Linked DNA regions of Homo sapiens: all the other regions are linked to region 2. Evidence: read pairs that join two places in POLR2A ChIA-PET (ENCODE). Cell type or tissue: CD4-positive, alpha-beta T cell. All regions are shown on one strand. Links, peaks and the distances in the headings refer to the core of each region. The heading gives the core; the rest is flanking DNA.

Region 1 (5,725 bases), core at 1,038-5,037, 80 kb after region 2:
TCTACTCTGAACATGTTGGAGGTTTCATGAAAGGTATTGATAGATAAGAGTTAGTAGCCCATTCTTTAAAAACTTTCACAGAGCCTTCTTTCTTTCCTTTCTTCTTTGTTTTTCCCCTGCTATCTGCAGATGAGAATAGTTAGAATGAGCAGAAATAAAATTTCCTGGCATGAACTATACTACTAGTTAGGGAGACCATATAATTTATTGTCCACAGCAGAACTTAGGAGAGTGAAAGAAGATGCTGTTTGTTATTACACTGGCCTGTTCATACCTGCAGGCCTAAAGCTGGATGGTTCCAAACAGACTGGGGCATATGGTCACCCAGACATTAGTTATTTACTCAGGAAGGAGCATAGCAAAATACAGATTACGCTTGACATCCTATCAACCTGACTTAGAATCTTAACTCGGCCACTTTTGCCAGCTTGGTGAGCTTGCACAATTTATTTAATTCCAGTAAGCATCAGTGTGCTTACTGAAAAAAAAGGAGACAACAGTTTCTATTTTTTAGTGTTTTGGTGAGGATGTGATAATATACAGTACTAAGTACCATTCCAACATATAATATTCTTATGTAAATGGCAGCAAGTTTTATAACTGATAATGACTTAAAAATGGTGGGTGGATGAATGGTGTGCTATTACTATAAATACGTAAGTAAAGCTTTTTGGCTTATGTGAAAGAAATAATTAAGTGTTGTGTCAGTATTCTCTTTATAGAGAAGAAGAGGACTGAATTTGGGGGATTTATTTACCAGCCCGTGAAAGAACCCACATTTCTCTAGATGCAAAGCCTGCCTCATTCACATCTTTCAACTGACAGCCTCAGAATAGTGGGTGATGCATTTATTTCCATGTCTTTGTTACCCAGATTATATAGTTAACTTACTACTACAGGAGAAAAGAAGCCTGGGACTTCTTTTTGAGACAGCCATTGGTTTTCTTTGGTGGAAATAAGATGTTTTTGCCCTTTGGAAGTGGTCAAGGAGGGAGCCGGGTGCAAAATATCTACAGTAATTTGGGACTTAGAATCTACTGGAGGAAGCCCAAGGAGCAAAAAATTAGAGATAGGAGAATGGGAGGGAAGACTGTTAATTCCTTATGCCCAGATGTTTCCCTCCACATGGCAGTAACTACTCTTATTCTTTCCTTTAATTCACTTAGTAAAGGAAAATGGAAGAAGCCACTTGAAGTGTAATCGTCTCTCACTGTTCCTGTTTAGGTCTATTACAGAAACAGTAGGAAGATTTCTCATTTTGTTCTGTTTATTGCAGTAGGATTTAAAAAAAAAGGGAGGAGTTCTCTCAACACCTGTTTTCTTAATTGATTGTGATTACTTTGCCCCCAAAAGTGAGTGGCTTTTAAACGAAGTGGGTACATTCTCTTAAGCCACATTACCGTCTTATAAACCCATCGTTAAAATAGGAAAGGTGACAGAACTATGACAACAGCTCCCTTTCCTAGTCTGGATGAGAAGCCCATATGCCATTCCCCTCTTTCTCCTCATCTGCAATCAATGCTTCCTTTGCTTTACAAAGACAAATGCTAGACAAGGCATGTTTTCTTCCTACATGCCCTGTTTTGAGTTTGAGAGCAATGAGGAAGGAAGTCTATCTACTTTTTATCTGTTCTTTTTGTTCTGAATCTCAGTGGAAGAGCTCTTTAAAACAAACCAAAAAATAAAAAATAAAAAATAACTTCTCCTGGGTTTATCCAGTGCCTATCACAGCATTTTATGTGATCCAGTCTTTGGGATGATGATGAGCTACTCAGGCTTGCAGTGTGGAAGATGGGGGAAATTGATTGGCAAAATGGATGCATTGACACTTGCTCACCTCTGTGCTCATGGAGGAGGAATTGAAGAAGAACTTGCCAATGATTTCCACCTTGTGAGCTCAAAGCCAAAAGGAAAAGGCATATACCCAGGCTCTCAGAGTTCAGTGACACTTTATATAGCATCACATTCCATTATCTTGCTTTTTTTTTACTTGAAAAGATCTTAATTTTTGAAAATTTGAAATTTAAAGCTGTCTGGCTGCTAAAAGCTCCTTTAAACTCTCATTGTGGCTTGGAGCAATACATCATCAAAGCCATGGTGCTTAGATGATGTATGGCACCCATATATCAGGAGATCACCATCCCTCTTATGATATATTATTATAACTCACAATTGGAGCACCACCAGTGATGTATGGCTTAAAAACACAATTGTTAAGCCACGAAACTCAACAGAGTCTCCACAAATTCTAGGAGGTGTTTTCTGTTTATTTTTTTTGTTTAAACTGAATTTTTTTTTATTTTATTTTTTTCCTCGAAGTTTCCCAACTTGATTGGGACACTTTGAACACATGAAAAGCACTATGTTTCCTCTGTTTCCTGAAAGGCATACCAACTGCCTGAGCATTGCTAATATTCTAAGTGAAGGAGCTCATTGACAGTAGCATCAGAAACCATCAGTGTGCCTGTGCATTTTGACAGGCCACTAATTTGATTCTTGAGTTGATCATGCTGAGGTATCCTCAAAGTCCTGTAAGTGGCATTACTTCCAGTGACATTTATTTTAGAACTAAGTGGCTGTCAGTAATTTCATGCTGACCCTTGACTCGACTTAGTTGCAGAAGATGAGGCCTCCCCAAATCAAGAAAGGCGAAATCCAGCCATGTAGAACACACAGCTTTGGGGTTGGTGATGGTCTGGATGAAGTAGAATACATTCAGCAAGGCTCACCGTAGAATTAAGCCTTCTGGTTTAGAACAGAAGCAGGTTGTCAAAATTATTTTTAAAACTAATGTCCTGTAATATAGTCACTGCTGGAATTGACTGAATATTCAGAATGTGCAGCATTAGCTTAAGCACTTTACCTATGTATTTCACATAATCGGTATAAAAGTCTTATGCGTTGGGATACTGGTTTTATGCCCACTTGATAAATGAGGGAATATGAAAGAAGTTAAGGAATTGACTCAGTCAAAAGAATAGGTAGGATCTGAACCTTGGCCACCCATCTCCAGTGACTGAACACCAAACTGCTTAATTGTAGGGGCTTCTACCTTTCTGAGATCTGGGAAAGGTAGGTTGGGCAAGATGAGGTAGAAAGCACTGGAACACAAGTCAGGGTTTCGGGGTTCTCAAGGTTCCAGTCCCAGCCCTGCCATTGCTTTGTTATTGGTCTTCTAAAAGCCACTCTCCTCTTCTGTGAAATGAAGAAATTAATCACTCTTACCACCCCCCAACGTTTCCTAATTCTAATCCTAGTAGTTTTCAAAGATTTTCTGTTTGTTTGTTTTAGTAATAAATTCTTTTTGCAAATGAAATCGTGCATGGGATCCCAACATAGAAACAGATAAAACAGAGCTGCTCTGTTTGAATCACGGAGGGGGAACTGAAGCCTGCCGCCCTTTCTGGTGCCCCATTCTTACTTCCATCATGAGCTGCTCCTTGGCCATACCAGGCTTGTTCTGGAAGCTCTAGGGCTTTGGGATTTGCAGTTTAAGAACCTCTAACCAGATCTTTATCTGTCTGGTATCTCACCCATGAAAAGGAGACTAAATACTTGAACTTTCGGTTCAGCAGCAAATTATGAGACTCCAGGTGTCAGAAATGAGACAGCACTGTGCAAAGCATTGCTACAAGTGGGGTCTGTGCTCTGCCCACATTGTGTTACCCCCACCCACCATGGCTGCAATGCATCCTACCTAGCCTGACTTGCATCTGACTGGCCCTGGAAACCTGGCTTTTCTCACTCTCCAGGTGGGAGAAGGCAGAAGTGCTGGAGTATTGATGTCTCCCCAGGAGCAGTTCTCAACCAGTGAGGACAAAAGTTGGTGTATGAATACGCTAGTTCCCTCACACCTTGGCTGGGATAACTCTGGGATGCATATTCTTCACTGGTTCTCAGAGTTCTCTAGCAGGTTTTATAAGCTCCAGTCACATGAAATAATAACTCACTTGATCACACATCCTATATTGGCCTCCTTTCCTTTCTTGTTTCCTTCCCTTACTCGTGTTTCCAGGGATCATCCACCAAATAAACTACTTGCACTCTCATCCTTGCTTCAGGGTTTTTGTCTGGGGCAATTGAGACTAAAAAAAAAAAAAAAGCGTGTATCATATTTGTATCACTCTACATGAAGAAAAGGATTGTTATTGCTTGGTAGTGAGATTAACTGGTGATCTAAATTTTCTCCTATGTGTTTTTCTGTCTCTTCCAGATTTTCTATGCTGTAAGTTTTTGATGTTGATATTCAGCAAATGGAAACAATCTTATTGTTACATTACATTTGGTTATTCCAAGTTGAGAGCTGTTGGTGATTATACAAACATAGAACAATAGATGCTGGGCATGATCACCTGAGGTTGGGAGTTTGAGACCAGCCTGGCCAACATGGTGGAACCCCGTCTGTACTAAAAATGCAAAAAAAAATTAGCCGGGCATAGTGGCGTGCTCCTGTAGTCCCAGCTACTCAGGAGGCTGAGTCAGGAGAATCGCTTGAACTTGGGAGGCAGAGGTTGCAGTGAGCCGAGATCGTGCCACTGCACTCCAGCCTGGGTGACAGAGTGAGACCCTGTCTCAAAAAAAAAAAAAAAAAAAAAAAAACCAAAAAAACAATACGTGAAGATTTCTGAGTCTTGCTGAGGGAAAATTTTGTCTCTTCCTTACCTATAAAATTGGTAGAATAATACTTCATACAGGTGTTGTAGAGATAAGAAAAATGTGTAAACTATGCATTAAAAATATCAAGGCATCTGTATTCATTCTCTACTTGTTGCTATAACAAATTGCTGGAAACAGTGCATGGGTCATATGGTAACATTATTGTTAACCTTTTGGGGAACTGCAGAAACTTTTCTAAAGCAGCCGTACCATTTTACATCTGCACCAGCTTGTACAAGGGTTCCAATTTCTCCACTTCCTTGCCAGCATTTGTTATTATCTGTCCTTTTTTTTTTTTTTTTTTTTTTTTTTGAGATGAAGTCTCACTCTGTCGCCCAGGCTGGAGTGCAGTGGTGCAATCTCGGCTCACTGCAACTTCCACCTCCCAGGTTTAAGAGATTCTCCTACCTCAGCCTCCTGAGTAGCTGGGATTACAGGTGTGTGCCACCATGCCTGGCTAATTTTTGTATTTTTAGTAGAGACGGGGTTTCACTATATTGGCCAGGCTGGTCTCGAACTCCTGACCTTGTGATCCACCCGCCTTGGCCTCCCAAAGTGCTGGGATTACAGGCGTGAGCCGCCGCACCCGGCCTATCTGTCCTTTTTATTACAGTTGCCCTAGTATGTGTTAAGTGGTATTGTCTTTGTGGTTTTGGGCTAAGGATGTTGAGCATCTTTTCATGTATTCATTTATCCATCCTCTTTGGAGAAATGTCTATTCATATCCTTTGCCCATTTTACTTAGGATTTTTGTCTTTTTATTACTTAGTTGTAAGTAGTTCTTTATGTATTTTAGATATACTTCCCTTATCAGATAGGTGATTTGCAAATCCTTTCTGCCAGTCTCTGGCTTGGCTTTTCACATTCTTGCTTGTGGCCTTTGAAGTAGAAAGTTTACAATTTTGATGATGTTCACCCTCTTCCAGTTTTAAGGACTCCTGATGACATTGGGGCAACCTGGAAAATCTATGATACCTCTGCCAATCTTAAGGTCAGCTGCTTAATAACCTTAATTCATTTGCAGCCATAATTTATCTTTTGTAACTTAACATAATCACAGGTCAGGGAT
Region 2 (5,725 bases), core at 1,213-5,212:
TTGGCTGCTGAAGCGGACACAGCTTTAGAATAGGGGTCAAGAGAGAATGATCTAGAATAGATCTTGCCTCCTCGCATAATTATCTCACCATACACTTGAGTCTGTCTGTACACGAATGTCCCTTTCTTTTGCAAGAAATTCTTCTGCATACCACAGCTTCTCCTTCAAAGTGTAATTATCCATGTATGGGAGCTCTCTTTCAACTCTCTGGAGTTCAGTGGATGGTAAATATCTGTTTCTTCATTCCTTAGTCTTTGAGAGTTCAGGCCCTGGTCCGAGAGGATTCAATCCTGTGGGTATGAACTGCTTGGTAAGAACACTACCCAAAGCCAGCAGCATGGGCCTTAACAGACCTTGCTACAGATGTCCTTGTGTGCCCGCTGCGGCCAGTGGAGCGCTTCCATGACCTGCGTCCTGATGAAGTGGCCGATTTGTTTCAGACGACCCAGAGAGTCGGGACAGTGGTGGAAAAACATTTCCATGGGACCTCTCTCACCTTTTCCATGCAGGTGAGTGTACAGATTTCTCAGAAATGATTTTTCTTCCCTTTCATATCCCGGCATTGGGCTTGCTCCTCCTGATATCTTACCAGGAGGGCAGATGTGATTGTTTGTATTTTAGGTAGCAGCCAAAAAAAGAGATTTCTAATGCAGGGCAACCCTACTGTCCATTGGCCCCAAGATGGACCGTGGGATAGTGTCTAAGGTGATGTCTGAGGCTTGTTTACCAAGCAGGTGGGAGTAATGGATAAGTGATTTAATGGACATTCAGACATTCCAAATTGCTTACTGGAACTGGGACTGGAAAAATCATTTTCATTCCATGGTAACTAATTTTTGAGCACTGCATAGACTAAGCCCTGCTCTAATTCCAGGGTGGCAGTGATATGCAGCTTAGGTTGGGCCTTACCTTTTGTCTGTCTTTAATTCAAGATGCAGAGATTGATCACAGATTAGTTAGAAGCTAGATTCACTGGTTGGGTGTGGCCCACTGACCAGTGAAGAAATCAGATCCCCAGTCACTGAAGATTTTTAGGCAGAGGTTGAGCCAACAGTTGTCAGGTTGGGAGAAGGATGTCCATGGTGAGTCATCAGTAGGGAATTGAGTAAATCCGTAGTAACATACCATGAGCTCCTTCAGGCCCTCTATGGAAAGGGCTGGGGTATCAATGTATAAAGTCCTTCATGGCTCTGAAATTGGATGACTCTGTAATTGCCCTTTAGAAGGACACACTTTCAAAATGTGAGGACTCTGTACTCAGCCTGTTAGTTAAACTGAATGTTTGCCATTCTTCCTCCCCTCCTTAGCTCTTTACCATAGAGCTTCAAAGAGACCAGATAAAGAAAGCCAGTGTTTTCAGGTTATGAAGGCTCTGACTAAAAGTGCTCATCTTCTTCTCAAACAGATTTTTTTCTTTCTTTTTTTGCTGCCATGTCTGTGTTAAGAGTAGCTAAACTTCCCCCAAATGCTTTGTGTGTATGTGTTGTATGTCAAACCATTTGAGTCCCCTTCAGGCAGGTAGTTCAGTTCAGAGTGGGTTTATCAAGCTTATGTTGCAAACCGTGTTTCTGGAGAGACTAAATGAAGGCAGTGAATGAAAACCTCTGTTAATGTTTAGTGAGATACAAGAATAAAAATCACATTTATAGGAAATGGCCATTGCTGGTTATGGAACATTTTTCACTAGAAAGTTAATTCCATAAATGTAAGAGCTGACTTGTGTTAGCACCTAGAGTACTTTCGTATATGCAATGTGGTCAAACTATTTTTTACTGTAACCTACAGTAAGATACATATTTATTTCAAAATCATGCCTGTCTCCCCTGACACACATATATGAAATATATGCATATGCCTATATTGATAAAGGAAACCAGAGTTTCACAAAACAATGTTTACTCATTCTGTGCAGTCTAATAGTTTTTATTCTATTAAGATCTGATTTCTGGCTGGGTGTGGTGGCTCACACCTGTAATCCCAGCACTTTGGGAGGCTAAGACCGGCAGCTCTCTTGAGCTCAGGAGTTTGAGATCAGCTTGGGCAACATGGCAAAACCCTGTCCCTAAGAAAAATACAAAAATTAGCCAGGCATGATGGTGCATGCCTGTAGTCCCAGTTACTCAGGAGGCTGAGGCAGGAGAATCACTTGAGTCCAGGAGGTCAAGGGTGCAGTGAGCCGCCATCATGCCACCATACTCTGGCCTGGACAACTGAGTAAGACCCTTTCTCAAAAAAAAAAAAAAAAAAAACAACAAAAAAAACACCTGATTTACATTGTTTGTAATGCTGATTGCAACCCATTAAGTTGACTTCATGACCCACTAATGGATTGTGACTCTAAGTTTGAAAATCCCTGATATACACAGTTATGCTTAATCCTTACGGCGGGAGTTCTCACCCCGTTAGTCAGGCTCATAGAGGTAGACAAACCTGGCTAAAGTTGCAGAGGTGAAATTCTATTTTGGAATTTCTGATTGTGGAGCCATTGCTTTGTTTGGCCATCTCAACCAGCTGAGTATCTGCTTTTGCTTTATATTATGGCTGGTGACTTGGTGAGTTTGCCCATTTCCAACTAAGCTTCAGAAACAGAGAAAGGGAACCAGTTTGGGAAAAGGGTCCAGCTACAATGAACACTACCATTTGTCTCCCACAAGGTCAGAATAGCCAGAGGACTCTTCCCATATGAAATACCCCATATTCTTCCTTAATGGCTTATGTTTATAGCAGATTTCCTGAGTAGAAGCTTAAAGTAATCAGACATTAATTAAACCACCTCTAAACATAACCAGAAGGTGTGATACTTCACCTCCCCAAACATTTTCAGCCTTCCTTTAATGCAATTAAAACCATAGCCTAGAGCAAAGAGCATGAAAAGTAGCAAGGAGTTGGCTTGCTGGATAATTTATATCATTTTTATACATAACTTCGCACTTACTCTCAGGCGGAAATGGAGAACTGTCTAATCCCGCACATTTGAAGCCAATGGTCCCCATGAGAATACTATAAATTAACACACAATGAAATTGCATCTAAATTATTAATGGGTGATATTTCTGAATAAGCAGGAGATACCATCTATCTATTCTCACCTCTGTTGGTTTTTTCCTACTTCTAGGATGGCCCCGAAGCCGGACAGACTGTGAAGGTGAGTGCTTATTATGTGCATACAAATTAATAAGAGGCGATTATGAGAACTAATAAAAAATCACAACGAGTCATATGCAGCACATTGCTGTTTCATTATGTTATCTTCGAGGTCAGAGAGACCCTCAGTGTTAGAGCCGTAAATCCTGACATTATAAACTCTGCCAAACAATATGTTTCCCATTGGTTTACAAGACATTTACTTTTAGTAGTAAAATTATTATTGTGCAAACGCTAAAACAGAAACTAAATCAAGGAGTCCGGAAACATAAGTCAAAGTGGTTCATGTGAGAGAGTGTCTAGGAAATAGCATGTGAGCTTCCTGTGGGTTTGTGCAGCCCCATGTTAAGCCTGGGGTGTCTTTGACACACCTTTGCTTCTTGACATAGTCTGCTTTTGCTTCATTGTTTTTGAGTGAAGCAATAACCGCAGCAGTAGCATCAAGCTGCCTCCCTTCCTTTCTGTTCTCCTGTGCTTCTCTCTGTTCTCCTTCTCGTCACCCCCACACCTACTCTTTTCCTCCCTGTGTACTTAATACCAAAGTTCAAACCTAATGGAGTCAGTGGAGCTCAAAGATGGGTTTTTAAGTGTGCTAGGAGAAGAAAGGAGGATTTATTAGGATAGTCTCTGCTTCTGTAGTAAAAATAAAATAATAAAATCCTGGCTGATTCAGAAGCTGGGTTTCAGCTCTTTTCATACAAATGCTAATTCCTATACGGGTAGATTCTGCACCTAAGTCATAGAAAAGGCTCTATTTTTGGTGCTAGAAGTCAGAAGCAAGTCAGGCTGGGATGTTAATGTTACACTTTGTTGAAATAAAGTTTAATGCTTCGAAGACTAGCTGTGAGTGGATAAGGTGCTGCCCACACAAACAATGCCAAATAAACGTAAGTTCCCTTTTGATCTTACTTTACTTTTGTCTTTAACACAGCTATTCTGGGACTTTTAAAATACAATCTCTGGGAAATACTTCTAAGCAGTGAAAGTTTATGTAGGGACTGCCACCATATGGGCTACCAAATTCCTTATCATAAAAAAGGGCTAGCCTCCTAATTGCTCTACACACAGGGTATGGTGATAGACACAGAGGCTTTCAGCTTTCCTCTGTCCCACTGTCTCACCTCCATGTGAGGCTCTAAATATACGGATGCAAAGAAAGGATTTAATACCTGTGGCTTCTTTTTGAAATCACTTCTTGAAATGCAAAACACAAATGTTTAAACTTGGTTCCAAGATTTTTTAAAACTCAGTATTCAAATGTAAATTCCAACTATACCGGATTAGTTAGATGCACTATGCAATATCTATTTGATGGAATTCCTTCAGCCATTGAAAGCGATACTGTAGAGGCATAGCTAGTGACATGGGGGAATGCACAAACTGTATTAAGTGGGATGCACAGAATGATAATAGGTGCATAGTAAGCATAGCTAAAACTTATATGAATAGATAGGTTATATGATCTCAAAATTTCATTTAGCCATTCTAAAGCGGGATAGAAAATATTTGCTATGCAACAGGCTCTGAATAGAGATAGAAAGTAGATTAGTGGTTGCCAGGGACTGGGACAAGGAAGGAATGGGGAATGATTCCTAATGGATACAGGTTCTTTTAGGGTAATGAAAACGTTGTGGACTTAGTGGTGATGGTTGTGCAACATTGTGAATATAATAAAGCCACTGAATTGTACGTTTTAAAATGGTGAATTTTATCATATTTGAATTATCTCTTGACTAAAAATAATAAACACACACACACAAAACAAATAAGCAGTGAGCCTAGCTGGGCTGATAACTATGGCTACAGATTGTGTAACTCCAATAGTAATTACTTTTTGATGTCCCAATTATCTGGCCAAAATGTGTAATGTTTTTGTTACCTTTGATGGTGATGATGATGGACTAATTCTTAACATATAGTACTTATATATGAATTGTTGAATGTGGTTATTGTTATCATCACCCTGATTATTTAGCTTAAGTTGAACTTTTTAAAACGATTCTGTTTTTTAAATCAGCAGGTTATGCTGTTTTGCACATCTTTCAGTTGTTTCCAACCTGATCACAGAAGTTTCCTGATATGAAATAATGGGGATATCTTGACTCGTTTGTAGAATATGGTGGTTATAAGAAAACCACCATACACACACACACACACACACACACACACACACACACACACACACACACACACACACACACACACATAAAATCCCAGAGAACAATGAAGGTTCCAAAGCTGTCCTTTTAGACAAAGTATCCATATCTAAAGTTGTTGAATCTGCTTTTCAAAATGCGATCTTTGTATCACCTGCATGAAAATTAACTTTGGTATCAGTTAACAACAACAAAAAGTTGATTCTCAGTTCTTATTCCAAATCTACTTATTTAGAATACTGTGACTGGGGCTTGGGAATCTTCATTATTAACAAGCACATCCCGTGATAGATATTTGCCAGCCTCAGTATTGTATGATGATAAAATATTGAGTGGCAATGGCCACATAATTATGACCCCTGGAAGCCAGTCTTGCAGTAGCCAGCCCCTCTAGGGGACAAAGCAGCATCTTTAATATTCAGCTG
Region 3 (5,725 bases), core at 842-4,841, 240 kb after region 2:
AGGCTCATTTAACTCCTGTGGACACATGTAAGGAGCTGGGCAGGCAATTCGAATTCATTTTCGAGGTGACAGCGCCAAACTTTGGCTGTGTTAGCTCACAGAAACATTAATGGGATAATGTGCTCCATCATGGAGAATGAGAATCAAAAAAGGCTTTAATGGGGCTTCATTATCTCCATCTGTCCATCCATCACTTCTTCTCCATCGCTCACCACTTGAGAAATGAGAACACCCCCAAACTAATTAGATTTATCCTAATCTCCTTTCTGTACCATCCATCCTCTCAGAGGCCATCTGTGAGTGTAGAGTTCAGACCTTTAAGAATTATGCTAATCAGTCTTTTTCTCATTTAAAGCGTTCATCTGATGACCACAATCTGAAACTTCTGGCTGTGACAAAGGGGAAACCATTCTAAGATTTCCTGCTAATTTCAAACACCCTCATCCTCACATACAGGCCACATAAGGGCCAGTTTCTAAGAAAAGAGCTAAGGATCTTTGAGCCAGGTAACAAGTTTTTTTAAAAGTGTGAGGAGAATTTTAATTGGTTTATAATATGAGTGGGAGATGATTTGCATTCATTTATAAAATCAAAAAGGAAGGTGCCTGAGCTGTTAAACTCGGGAATGGATTGTGTGTTTGAGTGGTGCGACCACTGATGTATAAAATGCACAGGAGAACCAATTCACTGAGGTAGGCACCTAGAGGAAAATTACTTACAACTAGATTTTCAGACCTTCTGCATCTGCCGGAGCCTGTGGCCTGGTCACTACAGGCGGGTAAGGAATGTTAAGCAGATTTCTGTGCAGAGAGGTCACTCCAGCATTGCAGTGGTTTGAACCTGGTAGGAGAAAGGGCACTTCTGACACAGCACATTGCCGTTCATTGCAAACCCTAAACACCCCCAGGACCTGATCGGGATGAATAGAAATCATCAGCTCTGGAATTAGGGGGTCCAAACACAAGGCTCTGTGGAATGATTGATGCTAAATTAATTGCTTGTTGAACAAATAAGCACATGAGTCGAAACTGGGAATTATAGCCCAGAGCAGTGCTTCTCAAACCTTAATGTGCCTATGAATTTCTTGGCGATCTTGTTAAAATAGAGTTTTTAGTTCAGTCGGTCTGAGATGAAGCCTAAGCTCCGGCATTTTTAACAAGCTCCCAAGTGATGCTGATGTCGCTGGTCTATAGACTACACTTGGTGTATCAAGAGAAGTTAAGAATTTGAGTTTGGCAAGCAGATAGAACCACATTCAAGTCCTGGCCACTTTCTGGCCGTGGAGCCTTAGGAAAATTACTTCCCTCCTCTGCACTTGATTCATGCAACAAATATGTATTGAATCTCACGTGTGGGCTGTTTAACTGTGCTTAAACAGCTGGAACAAGACAGAAAATGATGCCACTCTCCTAGGTCTTTAATTTGATGGGGAGACAGACAGGAAAAAAAGTTAAAGCAAAAATGTGTCATTACAATTTGTGATAACTGCTAGCAGTAATATTAATGGTGGCTAACATTTATTGAGAACCTACTATGGATGAGGCACTATTTAAGGAAGTTCACATATATCAACTCATTTAATCTTCATAACAACTCTGTTAGGTATGTATGCTCATCTTCTGTTTTCAGATACAAACACTGAGGCACAGGCAGGTGAGGTAACTTGCCGAACCTCACACACCAAAAAGTGGTAGAGACGTGATTTTAAGTCAATCGGTCCAGTTCTGGAATGAACGTTCTTGACTGGGGTCTGCATACTTTCTCTAAAAAGGGCCAGATGGTAAATATTTTAAGCTCTTCAGGCTATTCAGTTTCTGTCGCAAATCCTTAGCTCTGCTGCTGTAGCCCAAAAGCAGCCAAAGACAGTAAATGAGTGAGTGTGACTGTGTTCCAATAAAAGCCCCTTTACCAAATCAGGCACCTGGCCAGATTTGACCCAGTGGCTGTCGTCTGCCAATGCCTGTTCTTGATCATTATCCAAACCAGCGCATCTCACGCTGTAGGGCAGCCCTGTCCAAAATAAACATAATGGGAACCACACATGTGACTATCAGTTTTATAGTAGCCATATTAAAAAAACAGATAAAATTAATTGTAATATTTTATTTAATCCAAAATATCATAAATATTATTTCAGTAGGTAATTAACATGAAATAATTATTAATGAGATATTTTACAGTCTTTTTCACAGTGTCTCCTAAATCTGGTATGTACTTTACACCTGCAATACCTCTCAGTTCAGACAAGCCGTTTTACAGGGGCCTGGTAGTCACATGGGGCTGATGGCTAAGGTCCTGGGCGAGGCAGCTTTAAAGTATTGAGGAATCATTTGGGATGGGGCCTTATGTTCTGCTTTTCTAACAAGCCGCCAGGTGATGTTGGTCTGCAGTCCACACCCGGGACATCAAGATGAAGCCTGCCTCCCTGGGAAGAAAGGAAGAAAGTGCAGGAAGATGGCACAGGAGATGCCAGGCAGTGTAGGGTGCTCCAGGAAGGCTTCGTGAAAAGAGGGAATTAATTACATTGGAAATTGAGACCCAGAGGGTGAGAAGGAGCTAACTCAGGGAACAGTGGGAGGAAAAAGGTCTAAGCAGGATTTTAAAAACATTTTCGATTAAGTGAGTCAAAGCATGCAACCACTTAACATTGAGCTCATGAGGACTCCTAGATTTTTGTGACAATACAAAGGCAGAGAAGATACGCAGCTTTTTGGACCCTCTAGTGTCTCCCTCTCCCCATGCTGGATTAGGTACCCCCTTTCTGTGACTCCCACAGTTGCCCATATTTTCCTCATCACAGCACTTTACAGGCCTTTTGCAGGTGCCTGCTTATTTTCCGGGTCACCCACCGGGGCTGTGAGCTCTGGGCAGGCAGGGCTTGAAGCTTTATCATGGCTCTGCTCGAAGCCTGCTTGTCAGCTAGTGTGCTTTGACTGTGTGAGAATGAAGACAGGGGCCTTACAGAATAAGATTTCCACTCAAGATACAACTGAATTGTGGACCCCTTGAAAACCTTAAGGTGGAAACTCTCAAACAAAAAAATTCAGAGGAGGGAGATGAGCATTGTTTGTTTGAAGTAGGAAAAAGAGGACTTGTGGTACATATGAGCTTTGTGGTCACAGGCAGGTAAGCCACAAGCCGGAAAGCCTACAAATGTGTTCGTTGTGGCAGTCAAAGTAAGTACATGTGAATGAGCTTTGAGAGGGGGCCCTGGCCCTACACTTCCTACATGAGGCTGCTGCTTTTCTCCCTCGATATTCGCTGACCACCACAGGGCTGAATTTGGAGTTGTGGATGCACAAGCTAGTTGCAGTTATATGTAACATCGAGCTCTTCTGGGTGGTCTAAATCTAAAGCCCTGCAAACCCCACACCTCCAAACTCCACTAATGTTCATAGAAGGCTCACAGGGTTCTTTTGCCTTCTCGTTAGGATAATTTTAGACATTTTTTGTGGCATTGCCTCTCCTGAAGAGGCACTATGCACAGTGGTTACGAGAGCTGGCCTTGGCACCAGCCTGCCTGCATTTGCATCCCAGCCCTGTGCCTACCTGGGCCAGTTCCCCGACCTCTCTGTGCTCAGCTTCCTCATGTCTGAAATGGGGATAGTAACACTGCCACCCTGATAAGATGGTCATGAAGATTAATGAATAAATGTAAAGTGTTTAAAACAGTGTTTGCACACAGTCAGTGTTCACTGTTACTGTTCTAAATGGCTTCCACCTGCATTGCTGCATATGTTCCTCCCAGCAATCCTTCAGAAAAGGTGAGGCAAACCGGGGTGATTTCTGCCTAATAGCGTGGGTGATAAAAGTGAGATTCAAGGAGATGAAACAACATGACCCAGAGGGAGTGATAGAGCTCAAGTCCAGGTCTTCTAACTTCAAATTCACTTAACATTCACTTTATACTTGCTTTATGTGGGGCCTGGAATGTAGATTAGTGAATGCAGATCAACGAAGCACAGCAGAGCTCCCCCTCAGTGGTGGAGGTGGGTGTGCTAACATGGAGATACAAGCCAGTGACTGTGGAGGGGGACTGTCCTGGTCAAGGTTGTGCGAGTGCATGTTATGTGTTTGTTTTAGTGTGTCATAAAGTTGCTGGGCTCCTTGGAGGCAGATGTATCCTTTGTGGGCTTTAAAGCTGTGACTCATGGATCCCTGAGGGTGTACAAACCTTCTAGAAATTTCAAGTAAAGTGTATGCATTTATGTGTGTGCACACATTTTTCTAGGGAAAGGAGTCATACATAGCTTTGATCAGATTCTAAAAAGTGCTGACATGCCTAAAAATGATAAGCACTCCCGTTTTAGAGCAACTTAGAGGTAATTTGTGAAATTTTTTTATGACGAGAAGTCTGTGTCTTGAGTGTGAGCTTGTGCACGTTCCCCACAGACATAGAGACACTACTAGTCTGAAGAAGGAAAGTAATTCTTCTTAGGACAACCCTTCCTGCTGTTCTTCCATGTCAGCATTTCCAGTGATTTGCTGGGCCAAGGAGTAGCTGCCCTTTAGTAATTATTTAATTGCTTAGAACTTTATTTCCCCATCTGCAAAGTGGGAGGCGATAGCTTCTACTTCACAACACTCTATGGGGGGTTTCACCCTCAAACATACCCCAAATGTAATAGGCCCTCAATGAACCTGACCTCCCTTCTTTATCTGGTGTCAAGCTTTCCGTTGGATCTATTCCAGGAGATATTCTTGGAGAATTGTCTTTTTTAAAAATTATTATCATATTCCCATGCTTTTCCTCCTGGATAAAGGTTGTATCTTTTCCCCAGAATGATTCTCATTTCCTGTCTTTGGCCTTTATAGAGCAGGTTCATTCTCTCTTGTTCTCCTTCCATCTATTATGACATCTTGGGAAAGCCCACCTGTTCTTCCTTCTGCAATTCGATTCATTGAGTTGTGCTCTGTTATTTGTTGTCTTTTGTAATTGGTAAGTGGTATTTTTGGTCCATTATTGTCTTATGTGAGAAGAGAACAAAATAATCCCGCTACCCTCACCCTAAGAAAATTTAAATTCCATGTTGTTGCCCTCCAAAACTAGAGTGCAGGTATTTCAAGCAGTCATTTTACGTGTTAAATAAAAGAGGCGATGTGCAAATGTGAAAACAGGCACCATCTAAGCTTGACTTTTACCTTAGAAGCATTACAGTGTTCATAGTGCTTCATCCACTTCTGGGATTTGTTGTATTGATTCTTTCAGCCTCCTGGGCAGAAGCAGAGTGGCACAGGCATGGGTGAGGTCAAGGGTTGAGCATGGGAGTCCGAAAGGCCTGTTGTGGACTCCTTCCCTGCCACTTGACAGCTGTGCAGACCTGGACACATCACATAGCTTTTCTGAGCCTTGGCATCTGTGAAACGGGGAGTAGTGGTAACCAGAGTATATGTATTAGAGGGCTAGGGCTGCCGTAATCAAGTACCACAACCTGGGTGGGTGGCTTAAACAATGGAAATTTGTCGTTTTACAGTTCTGGCAACTACAAGCCCGAGGTGAAGGTGTCAGCAGAGCTGTTCCTCCTGAGGGCTCTAAGGGAGAATCTGTTCAGTGTGTCCACTTCACTGCTGGGAGTTTGCTGATGATCTTTGGCATTCCATGGCTTAGAGATCCGTCACCCCAATCTTTGCCTTCATCTTCACTTAATCTCTTTGCGTGCATGGCAGCTGCTGGGTCCAAATTTTCCCTTTGTATAAGGACACCAGTCATATTAGATTAAGGCTG
Region 4 (5,725 bases), core at 1,077-5,076, 130 kb after region 2:
AATTTGTCTAGTTTCAGTATCACATGCAATGTAGATACACTTTTCTCCTTATTAGAACAAAATTTAGAGTATTTTTTAAAAGATGGTTCTCTATATAAGCTATGCATGACTACTTTTAAAATTATAGATCACAGTTAACATAGAATACAGAGCCACTTGGCCAAGCTAGGTGAGTACAGTGAATGTCCAAGCCTGAATTATTGGGTATGAATTTGTTAAGAGACAACTTGTTAAAGAAAGCATACTCCTTCCTTTCTTCTTTCAGAGTGCCCCGATGGCAACAGAATCCTTGAAATCCTCAGGGAACAAATTGGGGATAAAAGTTAGAAAGTACACCCGTCTTATTTTCCAAGCTCTGAGCAGACCCAAGAAAAAAGACTGAATTTAATCAAAAAAGATTTTATTGATGAAGGTATCTCTCCTTCAGGCTAAACTTTGGCCCCTGCATGCTAATAAAACCCTCTCATTTCTCAGAAGTAGCTTTCTGCATAAAATCCAGGGAGAGACCATGGACAGGAATACATCTTGGAGAAAGGGAATTGAAGACGATCAATCAGAAGTTGGCAAGGTCTCCCGCTGTCCCTTGCTGAGTTAGGAGGCACTTGCCTCTCTCTGGGCTGGCTGATTTTTAATTCTTGGGCAGTCACCTGAATGCCTTTGGATTCTTGAGAAAGTGTAGGATGTGCTGCTGGATGCAACTGCTTCTCTCAGCTGATGCTGGCTGAGCTCTGGGCAATTGCACCCTGGTATTTTACTTCTATGTTATCTGCACACGTGGTACTTTTACTGCCCAGATATGAAGATGAGCAATCTGGAGCTTCAAGTTTTTATGACTGCTAATTAGTACCCTGTTTGTGCCCTTTTAATCTGTTATTATAATAGGATGGCATGACATGCAGTTTTTTCTTGGCTCTCTGACTGCTGCAGCCAGAGGGGGCTGTATTTGCACTTTCTCATTACCTGTGCGCTTAAAGAATATTAATAAAGATGAGTTTAAAAGGGCAATGTTCTGAAACTTTCTAGTCCTCACCACAAATGTGGAATTTAGATCCTGTTCTTCCCCAGGCTTTTGGCCCAAAGATGGTGCTCAGACTCCAGCGAACAGAGATGGGCCATGGGAAAGATTCCACTGCTACTGTTCTTGCTCTGGTTCGTTTTTAATATGAGATAGGAAGAGATGGGGGATCTGCGAGGCTATGTCACTTGATAAAGTCAAAAGTGAATTAGGCTGAAGTTCAAATTCTGGGTCTTTGGCTTATTATCTAGGAATCCCTGCACAATTGCTTTTCTTTCCATGTTGTTACTTTCCCCCTTCCAAGCCTCCCTGCTCCATACACACTTAGCCAACCAGCCAGCCAAAGTTATTTACTGACTGCTTAGGTACTCACTTCTTTGAGTGCCACAGGAATGCAAATTCCATGAGGTCAGGGGCCACATTTGTCTGGTTCTCTGGTAGCCCTGCAGCACCATTTCTGACAAATAGTTGGTTCTCAATAAATGAATGTCTAATAGACAAAAAAGACTTAATTTCTTGTCCTGTAAACAAGTATCAGAAAACTGTCTCACTGGACTGCGGAAATAATTGACTAGTAATTGCTGTGGTTTGGATGTTTGTGCCCTCCTAACCTCATGTTGAAATTTCATCCCCAATATTGGAAGTGGGGCCTCATGGGAAGTGTTTGGGTGATGAGGGTAGATCCATCATGAATAGATTAATGACCTCTCTGTTGGTGAGTTACTCCCTACTCTGTTAGTTCCCATGAAAGCTGGTTGTTAAAAAGAGTGTGGTGCCTCTTCCCTTCTCTCTTGCTTCCTCGCTCCCCATGTGATCTCTGCACACACAGCCCCCCTTCACCCTTGCCATGAGTGGAAGCAGCCAGAGGCCCTCACCAGAAGCCAAGGCCAATACCAGGCTTCTCGTACAGCCTGCAGAACTATAAGCCAGATAAACCTTCTTCTCTTCTTGAATTACCCAGCCTCAGGTATTTCTTTATGGTGACAACTAAACAGACTGAGACAGTAACATAATACCTGCACAGTGTCTAGTAAATAGTTGGTCCTAATTCAGTGGGAGTGAAGTTTGTTCTTTCCTCTGACTGTAGGAGCTGGGATGCTCAGGTGAAATGTGGCCTCAGGCTCACCTGGGAATGAGCGAGTGAAGTTAGGAGAGGTAAGAATGAACACTGCCTTTTTCCAGACTGTCACATATGATAGGAATGTGGAGGTCCTTGCTTCTGTCATTCTCTTCATTTGGTAGAAATTGTTCTGTAACCACAGAGCCACAGGAAGCCACTGCGATGCTATGATATTCAGAGGTCCAGAAAGCTGCCTTAGATTCTGCATATCAGAGCTTGCCCAATGGAATGGTGTTCCCCAAATGTGTCTTTTGCCTTGATCCCATAACCCTCCTATCCTTGCAAGGGATTGCCTGGCATTAGCTTCTCTTAGGGCCAGAGTTCTGAACATTTCAAGAAAAACTAGCAAATGTGCTCTTGGTTGAGGCCTGCCTGCCTGCTAGTTTTACTCACCCTGAGTATGTGCGAGTTCATATAAGTCACTATGGGAAACCTGGCACGTGCTTGCAATTCCCAGTATAAAGCTGATTTCTTTTGGAAAATGAAAGCAGCGCTCATGTCCTTTATACATGCCTTGAGGCTTACATGGAAAGAAGTCAGAGGAAAAAACCCACCTGTTGGTGACACCCCAGGCACATGTATTTCAGGGACTGAAAAAAAGCAGCATTCAAAGTAGCAGAGCTTTGCAAGGATGATGCAGTTAGGATGTGAAGCTGGCTCTTGAAAAGTGGATGATCAAACAGAGCACTGTACTCTACTAAACCGAAATCCAATAGGCTGCAGTTGCTGATGTTCTCATTCCATCATGAATTCTCAGAATAGCTTGGACCAAATCAAATCAGAGACATCAATCGTTAAAAAAAAAAAAAAAAAGCATCAGGTAGCATGTACTTTCTAGAAGCCCTTTAGGGCTGTTTCTGAGGGCATTTTTGTTCCTGCGGTCACTGTATCCTTCAGACTATCTTCAGTGGAGAGGACACATGGCAGCCCCCCGTGCTCAATGCTGCTTCCTGTTTCTTCAGCAATATTTTCAGTGTCTGAAGATGAGGTTGAACCATGATGAAGCTGTGATCTCCAGTGGCTGAGCCCAATGCTCATCCTGTTTCCTCTTCTGAACATATATAGAAAATGGACTTTGTGTGCTACCAAATGATCCTAATAGCAAACTGATGAGCTTTCTTTTGCGCCATAAGGGTGATAATAAAAGGAAGGATTTGAAAATATCTTTATTTGAACACATTTTTAAAAATTAGCAAATCTGTTTTGGCACTCCATTTTTGTTTTGCTTTATTTTGTTTTGGTGAATTTTTCTTACTGCTCTCTGAAATGTAAAACCACAGGAATAGTTGACTTAAGTTCATTTTTGTCCTTGAAATTAAATGTTACAGTTATAAACTATTTGGATACAATCAAATATTGTACAGAATCTTTTAACATTATTGAGACATACAGAGTGCATATTGTCCCAAGGATCTCACATTAATGACCTTTCAGTTTAATACTATCCTGCTATATACCCTGTAACTACTTCTCAGCAGCTCATTGGCAACTGACAAGGTGTTGACTTCTCCCATTCTATCCTGCCTGCTAAAAGTGGATTTTCCTACTGTCCCATAGCGTGACTCCCCTACCTACCCTCAAAATATGAGAAAGAGCTTTCAAATCTGTCACCATCTGGTAGCCTTGCTTTTGGGGAAGTAGCTGGTGTAGCTTGGCATTATAGCCAAATAAATAACTTTAGAGATAGGAAATGGTTTTACGGAACTTCAACAATGACACAATAAATGTCTTAGCCTCTAGTTTCCAACCATAATAAAGTTGTCCCTAGAAAAGTTGAGTGGTCAGTTTTTGCTGAGATACACAATAAAGTATATCTTTATTGTGTTGATATCCAGTGGTGTGCTGGTAAATATTAACAACTGGTTTTTGTGTATGCATGTGTGTGTATGTATGTGTGTATATATAAAAACATATATCCACATACCCTCATACATCTGACTGCTTATTATAAATTTTACTGATATAAAATGTGCACCACACAATTTGTGAGTAATCATAAAATATACACCAATCTTTATCATAGATTCTATATAGCCAATTTGATTCTCACAGAATGCTTTTGTTAATGTTTGTTGAATTCCTGTAATCACAGTCAACTTATGATTGTGATTCAGCCATGATTTGAAAATTCAGATAAGGAATAAATGCTTGGTTACTACCCAATTAAGCAAAGTTGCTCATGTCACTGACAAAACAGGTGTGCTTCAGACATGAATATTGGTTGACATTTTTGTTTACATAAACAAGACAAAAGTGAAGCCTAAGAATATATGTCAAAACTTTACTCATTTGTCAATCATATGAGTGACATTTTTGCCAAATCAGATAATAGATATAGAACACTAAAGGGTATTTTCTTAATTTTTTGTACTATTCACCATGTAACAGCTATTGACACAATATGCTTTTAAGCTTTGTCTCCATAATCATTATTTTCCCCCATCACTTTCTTAAATCTAGATAGCCAAGAAAACAGTTAATCTGTAGTGTTTCCAGTTTCCAGTTCATATGGCTGAATTGAAGCTACAAACCTGATGTCACTGCACAGACTTGGAAAGAGACGTGCGGTAGCACACTACTGAGAGTATTTCCACCACAAGATACAATAGACGTTGATATGGTTTGGCTGTGTCCCCACCCAAATCTCATGTTGAATAGTAGCTCCCATGATTCTCATGTGTTGTGAGACGGACCCTGTAAGAGATAATTGAATCATGGGGGCAGTTTCCCCCATACCATTCTCGTCGTAGTGAATAAGTCTCCTGAAATCTGATGGTTTTATAAGGGGAAAACCCTTGCACTTCGTTCTCATTCTCTCTTGCCTGCCACCACATAAAACATGCCTTTCACCTTCTACCATGATTGTGAGGCCTCCACAGCCACATGGAACTGTAAGTCCATTAAATCTCTTTTTCTTTTTAAAGTACCCAGTCTCAGGTGTGTCTTTATCAGCAGCATGAAAACAGACTAATACAGATGTATATAACCTAAGAGCATAGACAATAGTAAAATGTAGTGACATTATGAGGAATTACAGAGTTTTTAATATTTTCTTCCCTTTGTTTTTAATATTTATTACTTTCAAATTACACAATTTAATTTTTAATGGCTTTTTAAGCTACCAGCTTACAAAATTTCTGAAAATTATACAAACAGCTCTTGTGATCTGGTACAAACCAGCTCTCACACATCACTGCTTATATCCTCCTTATATGGGTCCTGAAATAAGCAGGAGACCCGGAAAATTTGGAAAGAATGGAGGTTTGCTGACCTAGTAAGGACACTGCCAAGAAAATAATTTCCACTGAACATTCTCATTTTCCTCCTCCGAACAGCATAGTCATGGCCAAAGTCATTTTAGCTTTGCCTTTTATCAGCTTAAGAAACTGTAGATCAGCTTTAGGCTTATGTGTTCAACACTAAGGAACATGCCATGTTTCTTCAGTGACAAAGGCAAAACCAAGGCTGATATAGGAAAGCAGGACCAATGGACCAAGGTGTTAGGTGTCATATGTTTTTGGGAGCAGCACCATTTGCCAGGGCATCTGTCTTCTTCCTCACAGTGTACTTCAGTTTTCTACATGTTCCTC

The links. ChIA-PET counts read pairs that join two places held together with the same protein. Peaks named below come from ENCODE experiments on the same cell type or tissue, not always from the same donor. Only the 100,000 strongest peaks of a DNase experiment are listed, where the experiment ranks them.
Region 1: POLR2A ChIA-PET joins it to region 2 with 7 read pairs; 3 of 35 experiments call an interaction of 5 or more read pairs at or near these places.
Region 3: POLR2A ChIA-PET joins it to region 2 with 11 read pairs; 1 of 35 experiments calls an interaction of 5 or more read pairs at or near these places.
Region 4: POLR2A ChIA-PET joins it to region 2 with 5 read pairs; 2 of 35 experiments call an interaction of 5 or more read pairs at or near these places.

What each region holds. Positions count from the first base shown.
Region 1 is chr3:59,928,238-59,933,962 of GRCh38, reverse strand. All of the region lies in intron 7 of FHIT (fragile histidine triad diadenosine triphosphatase), which reads left to right. Among named protein-coding and RNA genes, the nearest start is that of MIR548BB, 690 kb to the left of the region's middle. In CD4-positive, alpha-beta T cell, for the core only: no CTCF peak of the experiment used is centred there; no DNase peak of the experiment used is centred there; H3K27ac peaks cover 125 bases.
Region 2 is chr3:60,008,791-60,014,515 of GRCh38, reverse strand. It overlaps FHIT (fragile histidine triad diadenosine triphosphatase), which reads left to right. Exons shown (of 10, transcript NM_002012.4): 6 at 364-509; 7 at 3,116-3,145. Among named protein-coding and RNA genes, the nearest start is that of MIR548BB, 610 kb to the left of the region's middle. RefSeq lists a silencer at 3,432-3,641. In CD4-positive, alpha-beta T cell, for the core only: no CTCF peak of the experiment used is centred there; DNase peaks (open chromatin) are centred at 3,495 and 3,965; H3K4me3 peaks cover 2,084 bases; H3K27ac peaks cover 3,629 bases.
Region 3 is chr3:59,770,380-59,776,104 of GRCh38, reverse strand. The region is part of intron 8 of FHIT (fragile histidine triad diadenosine triphosphatase); the gene reads left to right. All of the region lies in intron 6 of CFAP20DC-DT (CFAP20DC divergent transcript), which reads right to left. Among named protein-coding and RNA genes, the nearest start is that of CFAP20DC-DT, 690 kb to the right of the region's middle. In CD4-positive, alpha-beta T cell, for the core only: no CTCF peak of the experiment used is centred there; a DNase peak (open chromatin) is centred at 3,134; H3K4me3 peaks cover 759 bases.
Region 4 is chr3:59,882,665-59,888,389 of GRCh38, reverse strand. All of the region lies in intron 8 of FHIT (fragile histidine triad diadenosine triphosphatase), which reads left to right. LOC105377113 (a long non-coding RNA gene) reads right to left here. Exons shown (of 3, transcript XR_007095936.1): 3 at 1-5,725. Among named protein-coding and RNA genes, the nearest start is that of MIR548BB, 730 kb to the left of the region's middle. In CD4-positive, alpha-beta T cell, for the core only: no CTCF peak of the experiment used is centred there; no DNase peak of the experiment used is centred there.